Linked DNA regions of Homo sapiens: region 2 is linked to region 1. Evidence: chromatin contacts called from ENCODE Hi-C data. All regions are on one chromosome and are shown on one strand. Each heading gives the region's core, a stretch centred on a gene start or an enhancer-like site at or near the end of the contact. The rest is flanking DNA. Distances are from core to core; before and after follow the strand shown.

The links. Hi-C counts contacts between places; a loop is a spot of excess contacts on that map. Pooled maps may share reads with other maps.
Region 2: a loop to region 1 is called in a map of Calu3, with 2.5 times the contacts of the local background. The contact joins two enhancer-like sites. A Hi-C loop is called at or near these places in 1 of 168 maps with a recorded cell type or tissue (Calu3) and 1 of 50 pooled maps.

What each region holds. Positions count from the first base shown.
Region 1 is chr4:148,286,747-148,292,505 of GRCh38, forward strand. The region is part of intron 2 of NR3C2 (nuclear receptor subfamily 3 group C member 2); the gene reads right to left. Among named protein-coding and RNA genes, the nearest start is that of NR3C2, 150 kb to the right of the region's middle. Within about 2 kb of position 1,790, at least 2 of the 41 ENCODE cell types and tissues checked have a DNase peak (open chromatin) inside an H3K27ac peak, as active enhancers do.
Region 2 is chr4:148,786,739-148,792,423 of GRCh38, forward strand. The region is part of intron 2 of LOC107986195 (a long non-coding RNA gene); the gene reads left to right. It overlaps LOC105377481 (a long non-coding RNA gene), which reads right to left. Exons shown (of 15, transcript XR_007058322.1): 12 at 5,352-5,424; 13 at 4,087-4,299; 14 at 161-257. Among named protein-coding and RNA genes, the nearest start is that of NR3C2, 350 kb to the left of the region's middle. Within about 2 kb of position 4,098, at least 3 of the 41 ENCODE cell types and tissues checked have a DNase peak (open chromatin) inside an H3K27ac peak, as active enhancers do.

The DNA of each region.
Region 1 (5,759 bases), core at 540-3,039:
ACAGATTTCAATAAATTCAAACTCTAATTTTATATACATCAACATAACTATACCAACTGAACACAATAACAGCAAAAAAATTCTCATAACATAATTTGTGCCATTACTTTACAATCATGTACAAAGGGAGTCACAATTCTTTTCTGAATGGGAATGTCGTTAGAGAGTCAAGTCCTCTAAACTCTCCAGCGGCACCACATTCTTATTCTGCATCTGTATTTCCTGTTTGCTAGTGGCAGAATACTAATTTCAACTAATTTAAATGAAAGCCCCACATAATGTAGCACTCTAATTTTATTTAAACAAAAACTAGAGATAAGCAGCAAGTAAGGGATGGCCCATGAGGCTGCTCAACCCCAGCTTTCTACCATGTAACAGAATTATTAGCTATGCATGGAAACCACTTTTTTTCTCTACTGTTAACTATTTTTTTCTCTAATGTTTTTGAATTCTGATCAGAGCCATTACTACTGTTTCTAACTTTGTACCCTCTTTTGCAAGCATTCACAAGCCCCTTATTAAAGCTCTGGGAAGGCTTCCTATCTGATGCTCTGCCAGACACTGTCCTTTTGGACACAATGCATTCAGGTTATTAGCTTGATGTGCATCATTCAGCAAGCTGTCTTACAATTTCACTGATCATCATCTAGTAAGACTGAATTGCTGCCTTGCCCATGGCTTTTAGATTTATATAATTAACCAAAATTAGCTCGATGTTTAAAACACAATGCCAGCCTACTCATTTATTTTTGGAAGAACACTTTAGTGAATACAATGAGTGGGCTGATTTGGAATTGCCAACTTAAACTGTCAAAGTTTTCCTATAAATTACTATACTTAAAAAATTCAAATTCTATTAAGGCAAATACCATTAAAAGAAAACTATTTGATAAAACAATCAGGTACCATATTATTTTCATTTTGGTTCACTATTACATTCAATCAAGTTCTAGTAGGAAATATGTCACACAATGCCTTGAGTGTGTATTGTAAATATTTTTTATATATAGTAACTCCTGGACAAGTATATAATAGTTTTTGGTTACATAACTCTAAAAAATATAGCATGAGCAAACTGTCTCGACTGCATCATTCAGAAGTTCTTAACGTCAGACAAAATAAAGGTGCCAACTACATGCTAAAGTAGATAGTAGATAATACCTACTGAAATACTTTTTAAAAACACTTATATCAAACTTACCCTCAAAATGATTCATGAAAACATTTAACTAACTATATTCTTCATAAAGAGACTGAAGAACAGAAAACCAAAATGATTTCCATAAAATCATTTCCATAAAAAAACAGTCTGCAAACAGCACATAGAAAATTAAAACCCAGCTCTCATTACTGCTGGCTATTTCTGGTCCCATTGATACCACGGTATAAGTGATACACATTTTAGAGGTCACTGGACCTTGTTTTGAATAATTTTAGGTAAATTCAAACTACTCTCTAGCTCCGTGTCTTTCTTGTAAGATTGTGACAATAATACCTACCTCATAAGGATCTAATACATGACTATTTTCTTATAAATTATGTGAGCAGCACAAAGCACAACTGATAGATGCTCTGTAAATGTTAGTTCACTCATAATTCATTTCTAAATTCATTCAGCCAGTACTAATTCTGCATGCCTAAATGCCAGGCACTGTTCTAGGCACCAGGGTGGAAAACCCACATAATGCCTCTACTCTCATGGAGCTGTCATTCTAGTAAAAATAACAATGAAGAGTTTGGCTGGTGACATAAATGCCAATGAGAGGTCCCTCAATCAACCTGTCCTCACCCCTCCATTGAGCACAGGGTTGCTGGGCGCCAGCCAATTGCTCTGGAGCATAGGAAAGGTTGTATTTGAATCCTGCCCAGCTGCTTTACTACCTCTCTCTTATATACTTTATCTGCTCCCTTTTTTTTCCTACCGTCTTCCAGTCTCAACCATCTATGATTTTAAATAGTATGCTTCAAGTTGTGCCAAACGCTGGAATTCAGCCAGGAAGGTGGCTGGGAGTAGGGAGGGGGCAGGCATGGAAAAACAGTCACTCAGCCATGCCCAAATCAGAGCAGCTGTCTCTATTTTATCAGTGTTATGCCCCCTGCTTAATATACTTCCAGGCTTCCAGTGCAAGTTTCTGGTGGGAATAAGTTTAGTGCTAAAGGAATGTTTGGAGGCAGAAAAGTACACCAGTTTAAGTATGCCCCATTCTTTAACAAGTTGATGCACAGAAAAAAGAAATGAGGGTGCAATAGGGGAATCCAGTATATTAAAAGAAACTTATGAGACATAAAGACCAAACAGAATATATGTGGTTTTTGAGTGGGTCTTTGTCAGCTATTAAAAGGCGTTTTTGAGACAACCAAGGAAAATTTTAAAATAAACTGGATATGCAATAATTGTTAATTTTCTTAGGTATCACTAGGATAGTAAGTTATGTGGTAAGACATGCTTTTTAAACAAGATGACTACTGAAATATTTAGAAGTAAAAAAGTCACAATGTCTGAACTTTACTTTTAATATTTACAGCCAAAAAAAAAAAAAAAAACCATGATGTGAATATGACAGCCAACAACTCTGAAATCTTAGTGATAAGTGTGCATTATATACTTCTCTTGGCTTTCTGTATATTTGATGTTTTTCATCAAAGAACATTTTTAAAAGTCTGGTATGCTCAATACCTCTTGGCATTCACAGGCCTTAATATACCTTAAGCCTCCTACAGCGACACATTAAAACTATACACAGGTTGTTACATTTGTACTTAACTACATAATCCAATTATAGTATTTTTAAAATACCAAAATGACTGACAATCATAAAGACAATAGATGGTGTCCTAGTCTGTTTGGGCCACTATAACAACATACCTTAGACTGGGTAATTTATAAACAGAAATTAATCTCCTCCCCTTGAGAATTGGGTTGGGCCGAGAGATTCATTTCTAACTAATAGAACAGAGCAAAAGTTACCAGCTGTCACTTTGGATATCATATTATAAAAGACTACAGCTTCCTGACTCTGTCTCCCTTCCTCCCTTTTCTTTTCCTTCTTGCTTGCTTGCTCTGATAATGCGAGGGAACATGTCACATGCGAGCTGCCCTATGGAGTGGCTCGAGTGGCAAACAAAAGCTTATGAGGAAATGAGGCCTCAGTTCAACAGCCTGCAAAGACATCAATCCTGCCTCCAACCACAGGAGCATGCTTGAAGAAAAGGATCCTTCTGCAGGGAAGCCTTGAGTGACTTAGACTGTGACAGACTCCATGTAAATTTCCTAGGGTTGCCATAACAAACTACCACAGGCTGGGTGGTTAAATCAACAATTTCTGGAGGCTAGAAATGCAAGGCCAAGGTGTTAGCAAACTGAGTTTCTTCCGGGGCCTCTCTCTGTCTTCTTGAGGATGGCTGCTTTCTTTCTGTGCCCCCACATGGTCCGCTCTATACACAGAGGATGCACATGGCTGTATCCAAATTTCCTCTTCTGCTAAGCACTTCAGCCATATTAGATTAGGGTTCAGCCTAACAGCTTCATTTTAACCTAATTACCTCTTTAAAGAGCTTATCTCCAAATATAGGTACTGAGAGTTAGGACCACAACATACAAATTTGGTGGGGAGGGGGCAAAGAGAGAAGCATAAATTCACCCCATGACAGACCCTAAAGCAAAGGACCCAACTAATTTGTTTTTGAATTCTTGAACTACAGAAAATGTGAGATAGTAAAGGTTGTTTCAAGCCACTAAGTTCTGAGGTAATTTATTCTGCAGCACAGATAACTAATATAATGTACCAGGTAAAACCGTTAATCACATTCACTTTCTGGGCCCAGGAAAAAACAACTTTATTACAATTTTTCAAATGAATTTACACACAACAACTCAAATTTTATTCCATATCTTCCTGCTTTTGAAGGCATATATACCTGAAATGGTCAATGTCCTTTGAATGCAAATAATTGCTTAGCTGTCATACATGAACCTGAAATATAACCATCTCATAAATACCAATTCTAAATTTCAAATACCTCTCTAGCGGGTTCTAGTCTATCATCACTTCTGATATTACTTCTCACACCTGAATCATCAACATGCAATATGTGGAAAACTATGAGGTTCATCAGTTTAAAGAGAAGATGGTCGTCATCTCTGTTCTATATTTGAAAAATATTTTCCAGTTTTAGATTTATAATCACCTGTTAGAATGAGCAAACAAATTAATTATCTGTTATCTATTTCCTTTCATTCACCTTTGTATACAAATTTGCTTCCATCTTCTGCACTCGTCTACTTAACAACCATATAAGTGAATTAGTATTCTTATTGCAAGATGGTACCCACAACACATCAGCCCTTTAGACTGACATCTATTCTTTATTCCACTTGTTACTTAAAATGAATGATCCACATTATTTAAAGGCCAAAAAGCATGTTTTCTTTCCATTTGGATTTCATTTCCCTCCTCCTAATTACAAACCTGTAATTAGATTATGACTTAGGATTTTTTTTTCCCTAACCATTCCAAGAAGGTCTTTACCACTTAAATCTTTACATCAAAGATTTTTAGTTTGCTATATAAGGGAACAAATATGAATGACATCACAAATTTAGCCACTTGATATACTGATTTCCAAAAATGTCTCTGTACTTACGTTTTAGTCAATGAAATCTTAGAGAACTGCTTTGTATGTTATTTTTAATTGTATTGTTTTTATTGATATTAATTTGGAATTTGACAATTTGTATCTTTTCCTCTTACTATCAGTATGTCAGTATGTTACTGAACATTAGTCAATGAAATCCAATTCTCTTTCATTCAGTTCCCACCAGTATTTACATACAGTGAAGAGATTCTGCTTGTATTCTTTTCTCTTTGACTTGTTCACTATACTATAATTGATGTCTGATTACTTTCTTAACATTGTTTTAAAAGCTGAGTTTCCCATTGAGCAAATACTACAGAAGCATTTCCATTCTCAACTTTACTCTCTTTTATTTCTACTAATGTATAGATGCCCCCTTCTTACAATGGGGTTATTTCCTAATAAATTCATCATAAATTGAAAACACTGTAAACTGAAAGTGCATTTAATGCATCAAACCTACTGAACATTATAGCTTAGCCTAGGCTACCTTAAATATGCTCAGAACACTTACATTAGCCTACAGGTGGGGAAAATCATCTAACACAAAGCCTATTTCATAACAGCATGTTGAATATCTCATGTAATTTACCGAATATTGTACTGCAAGTGAAAAATATGATGGTTTTATGGGCACTTGAAGTACAGCTTCTACTGAATGTATATTACTTTTGCACCATTGAGGTAATAAGTTGAAATTCTGTAAATCAAGGATTGTATTTCTTTTTTTTTTAATCTGGAGTTGCCTTTTTTCTTCAAAAATACTTTCCTATTATGTCTTTTTTTTATGTTTCCAAATTTTTCTTCTTTTGGTCTTTATTATACTTGACTACCACTACCTCTGGGTGTAATTTATAGCACAGAGAGATAAATCACTTTATACACATAAAATCAGCTGTCATCCTGATATTTTCTGTAAGAAATATTCTGGTTCTAGATTTACCTCTTACGCTTTCTTAATTGAAATGCTACCTGGCATATATTAATGTCCACTAAATATTTGTTGCTTTATATAATTATATGGTAAGAAGAAAAATGTAGGATGTCATGTTAATATTGCTAAAACCCTTATGATATATAACACATATTAAAATAGATCGAAAAGAAAAATTCTAATATTTTAT
Region 2 (5,685 bases), core at 2,848-5,347, 500 kb after region 1:
AACAGTCAAAATACAAAAATGAGTAATGTGGATTAAAGGAGCTAGCTTTACATGTCTTAGGAGGTAATTTGCAAATCAGAAATCTTATTTCCGTTTTATAGGCAGGCAGTGGGCATGCACGCCACGCACAACACAGGAATATGTTTGCTTAATGACTTACCAGATCTAGCACCAGTTCTGGTTTATGAGCATGGCCCTGACTGTTGCCATGTAGATGATGGATTGTAATAAATGTGTTCAAGGACGTTAGATCACATCTGCAAAGAGATTCAGAGAATATCTACCATACAGCGTGGAAGAATGTTGCAAACATTTCTTATTAAGAAAAGGCTATTTTTTTGTGTGTGGAGGTCTCACTTCATCTTTCTGTCCTTTATTCTTTAACTATGAAAACTATACAGTAAATTCTTTTGTCATTAAATCAACTTTCAAATCTACTAAAATATATCTTAGGATATAAGTTGTTACCATTAGATGACAGCTTTGTTTGAATTCACTTCATAGCCTTGACTTTCTTTGAGTTCATTTTTAATCAAAGCAATATATTGAATAAATGTATTATACAAAACAGCAGTTGTTGAATTCTGATGTGTGTGTGTGTGTGTGTGTGTGTGTGTGTGGTCATACAGCTAGGGACACACTTGCGTTTCAAGGTGGAAACTGGCATTCCAAATTTTAGTCAGAATTATTTTTATGGCTTAGTTATAAACCACAAAACCATGGCCTTATAATGTAAATGCTGACATAACCTTTTCTTACGCCCAGCTATAAATCAAGGTGCTATAAAACTCCATATTTGAAAATAAAGCTAGGTAAAATACTGAGTTAATGTTTGTTGGGAGAAAGAGAAAAGTCAATTTGCTAAAGTCTTTCAGTTTTAGCTTTGACTAAAATATAGACACTTTTGAGTGTCTCAGTAACAAAATAAAATGTAAACTGGTTAACAAATACAAGTAAAATTAATGTCAAGAATAGTTTTTAAGTAGAGAAAAAGAAACTTCAATTCGTCATTTACTACTTTTCAACCCAAAAATCAAATCTATGTATGCCATTGGGAATTGCTTCCCTAAGGAATTACATTTCCATCACACATGTTTTACTGGAGATTGCAAAGGTACTCAGTTCCTTATTACCAACTGTGGAAGGCTCAAGAGCAAGGGAGTCAAACAGGATAGTATGCCAGCAGAATTTGCATTGAACACTTGATGTCATGTGTCATCCGACACTGGCTTTTCCATCAGGTTATTTCAGGATAAGGTACTACTGAAAAAGCATAACCACTCTCAGTAGATGAACTGCTGACAAGTTTCATGGGTTTGGCTGGCATTCCAAAGTTTATTTGAGTTAATCTGCATTCTCATTGGCCTGCAATGCTCAGTGAAAACTTCCTTTCAGTGAACACTTTCATTACTTTCTGATTGTACTGGTATCAGAAACACCACAACAAAAAATCTGGAGAGACAGACTTTTATAGGAATAATTGTTTTAGGGAAGGGAGAGGTATGAAGGGTATCTGTTTATTGTTTTTGTAACACATGGCAACTGCAGGCTGTGGTATTTACCAACGCCAGCCTAACTGGTTTGATGATGACATGTTCTGAGGAACCATTTGGAATTTATAGTTTCTGCAGTGGGCTCCAAAGTATTCTCATTAATTGATTAAATAGAAGGTACTAAGGGGTAAAATCTATTCTGAAATAGCACTGTGAATCTGCAGAAATTTTAGTTGTGTTTTTAATCTCTGTAGATAATAATTAAGCTGAAAAAGTGGTAGGAAAAAGAGAAAACACCACATGTCACTGAATCTTAGGACCTTAGGGCTAAAAGAGACATTATAAGTTATATGATAATTCTCAAATTTCCTTTTATTATATCTTACCATTTGCTATGAAAAAATCTGATTGCTTTCTGGATGATAATGTATATAAAATGCCGTTTATGGTTTGGTTGTGGTTATAGAAAACCCGTGTTCCATTTAGATCACTCTGTGTGAGTGTGCCACTGTAGTTGTGAAAGTTTGGTTGGAGATATATTTGGGGGTTTGATTATACATACAAAGATTGATAGCTGAGTGGGAAAGGAGGCACCACCTTGGGTTAATAGAAATGCATGGGTAAACAGAAATAACTCTATTGTTGGGCTTTGTCAAAAGATCGATTTGAAAACACAGTTTAATCCTGGAAGCCAGATGAACCCTCTCAAATCCTGAGGATCTCATCCCTGCAATGTGAAAAAGGCCAATCTGCTGCACTTAGCAGTGCTGGGGCAATGAGAAAGGCAGCAAAGAAGGGTTCCCTTTCCACCGGTGGCTGTTCCCAGCCATCTTCAGGGCTTATCCCACTGTTCAGTCTGACTGCCTTTTGTGTCAGGAGGAGAAGGGGAGCGAGACCCTGAATCTCTGCTACATGAAGCAAAAATTTAAAGAGAACAGTGGGGAACGATTCACTTTGAGTGGGTACAGATAGTGGAAGGAAGCATGACGTACCCATGTCTTTCTCAAGATACAGTAACTCGACCCTCTGTTAAAATGTGGCACCAAAGATGCCAGCTTTAGTTCAGAGTGGAATGTATTCCTTCCATAGGGCAGCGGGAGGGGCTAAAGCTTGGGTAGCTATTTCCTCCTCTATAAGCAGAGGATGGCACTATGGGGAGGGGAGGGAGAAATATCCTTCCCCAACACCATACTTCCCTTCTGACAATGGGATCCTTGGCATAGTCTCCATACCAAGTTACTGTCTGGAGCTTGCTTATATACCTCCGTAAAGTGGATGTTACTCCCAGCCATCCGTTAAAATTCAACATACAAGTAGGAAGTTCTAATATGGAACCAAATCTGTCCCATCACTTCCACCACATGCTTTGGTATTGTACTTGGAGCAGCAGAGAACAGGGCTCATCATACCACTGATTTCCAGATATTTGAAAGTTTTCTCTCTCCATACATCCCTCCCCCTAAAAATATGACATCAACTCATGAAATAGAAACGCATTCTTGAGAGAGCAATTGGAAGTGTTTTCTGAAAAACAGAGATACTTAAATCAGTTTCCTCTTAGGAGCCCTTCTTCCCATCATCATATTGCACCAGGGGAAGTTGAGGCTGGAGCCTGTGGGAAAAGTGGCATTGACTGGCAGGGTAGCCCAACAGCAGTGCTATGGGGACTTACAATGCCTCTTCTCTCCTCTCACTAGACAGCATTGACGGCTCCTGCCCCTCTGTGTGAATCTCCGTTTGCCTCTGCTCTCCAAAGTGAAATTCTGCACAGTCGGGAGGATTGGTGCAGAGTTAAGACACGTAGAGCCAAGAAAATAAAGAGTCAGATGTCCCAGCAGCTTTCAGTGCATCCCGATTCTCACCACCCCCAGAGCACCATAAAAGTAGGAGGGACCAGATGAAGACATTTAAAAATTGGTTCTGCTCCACAGTGATCTGGTGCGAGCTGGGGCTCAGCTGCCTTGGGGTGGCTTGAGAGGCTCCTCTCTGGGGTCGGGACATTGAGGTGGCAGCTCCACTTCTCTCTGAGACCCCTTGATGCACCGTAACTTGAGGTAGGAGAATGAAACTTTAAAAAACATATTTAACTTAACATACAATCTAATGAAACCAAATACCATAGAAATCCAACAGAAGTGTATATTCATAGTAATGGCCAACTTCTGGTCTTTAGCAGAGATCTGTAACTGAGACAAGTGTGTGGGTGTTTGTGTCGGCTCCGTGCCATTCATTGGGTCTACAGTGAGATCTGTGTGAGTTAGGAATTCCATGTATCCCATACGTTACAAAGGAGAAAGGAAGTGTATTTATGTGATGTGTTAAAAAAAAACAAACAAAACAAAATAACCTCCCTCCCGCCATAATGTAAAGGCCCACACTTTTTGAACTGTGTACTGGCTGCTGGGGAGTGAGTTATATAAACTAGAGAACTTTCTCTGACATGAATCTGAGCTGACATATGCATTGTTGCACGGCCGCTTATGTAACAACCATTTTGGTGGGGAATTACTGATTGAGTACTTTGCATGACTATGAAAGAAACATTCATAAGAAAGAACAAGTGTAATATGAAATGCAGATAAAGTAAACTTACTTTTCAGCCACCTGCATATGACTTGGCAAAATGTGAGCCTCTGTAATCACCATGTAGGAATGTAAGATCTTCCAAGTTCTTTCGTAACCTTGGGAATTCATTAAGAGTATTGGGGTCTGTCACGGGGTAAGTGTTGAGTGGATGAGGTTGAAAGAGCGGCAGATAAAGCTTCCTTTATTTCTTTCTTATTACATCACATGAACCTCTGTGTCCCTAACCACATTAAGAAAAAAAAAAGAAAAAAAGAAAACTCTAAATAATGATTGATAAAATGCCAAACAACTTCAGACCTTTGTTGACATTTGCTCTCTTGGAATTCCTAATGACTATATGACATATAACACTAAAGTAATGTAACTTTAAAAAAAGCCAAAAAAATACAAAAAAAAATATGCATTACCTCTTTTGAAGCGGTCATGCTGGAATGCTAGCACTTAACTCAATAATTATTCAAAATCACTTCTATAATCTCTCTGCAAGGGTCTACAGTTCCAGGGATATTACTATGAGTGGCTTAGGGTGTGCCTTGGCCTTGGCAGTCTGGCACATGCATCTTGTCTAGTACCCCCTTTTATGGGGAAATTTGATCTAAAAAGATCAACTGATGTGTCCAAAGTCACAGAGAGCTGGGACCAGGGCCAAGATCTGTTTTCCAGGATAGCATTTTTGCCACAGCATCCTTCTGCCTTTTTCCTTCGTGGGTGGACTTAATTTTTGGAGAGAAAAAAGTGTAAGTTGCTCAAAGCCAAATCCAGTGAATAAAATGGGTGATCAACTCCGTGCAATGTGGCAAACCTTCTCTGGGTACCAGCTATATACAAAGCATCTTGACAAAGCTGCAGGGGACATGAGAGATTCTGAGGTGCAGGTCGTGACGTTAAATTAACTGCAATCAACAGGTCAAAAAAATGAGCTATGCTTACAGTGAAATTCAGAGCAGTTTCCTTGGATTCTTGATTCTGTATTATGTCCATAGACTTGGATTGATAAAACCATGGGAGAAAGCACTTACTTTAGTTAAGTACCTATTTGCTGTGTCCTTCTTTCGAATTCATGACAGAATTGAAATGAACAAAAGTGTTAGTTCATGAAAAGCATAATGAGTCTTTAAAATGAAAATGGGACCTAACATTTTAGGTAAGGGTACAATTAGTATTTTCTGTAAACACTGTGTACATATATTTGGGATATGTGTGTACTGCCAAGTTGCTATGTGGATACCTTTGGGGAAATAAAATCAACACATCCAATCTGTGGCCACAGACCTTTAATCAATCCTCTGCTATTCTAGAGTCTTTCAGATATGGTCAGCTCTTAAACCTGCTGCTTTTTAAAACCCTGAAATAAAAACAATAAATACTTGGTTAATGTAGTTTGTCTGTTTCAATTAATTTATATTATGGTGACAAAACTAGCCTAGAAATGCAAGGTCATTGTCGCCATCTTTTCCTATTGTTTATGTATAAATAAGATGAGTGTCTTTTTATAGGAATACCTTTCTATTGCTTACCATCAATAGAGTTGTGAGTTAGTTTTCTAGTAAGAATGTTCACTTAAGAGATTAAGACTTGTTGAACACACATTAGATGTCTGGCACAT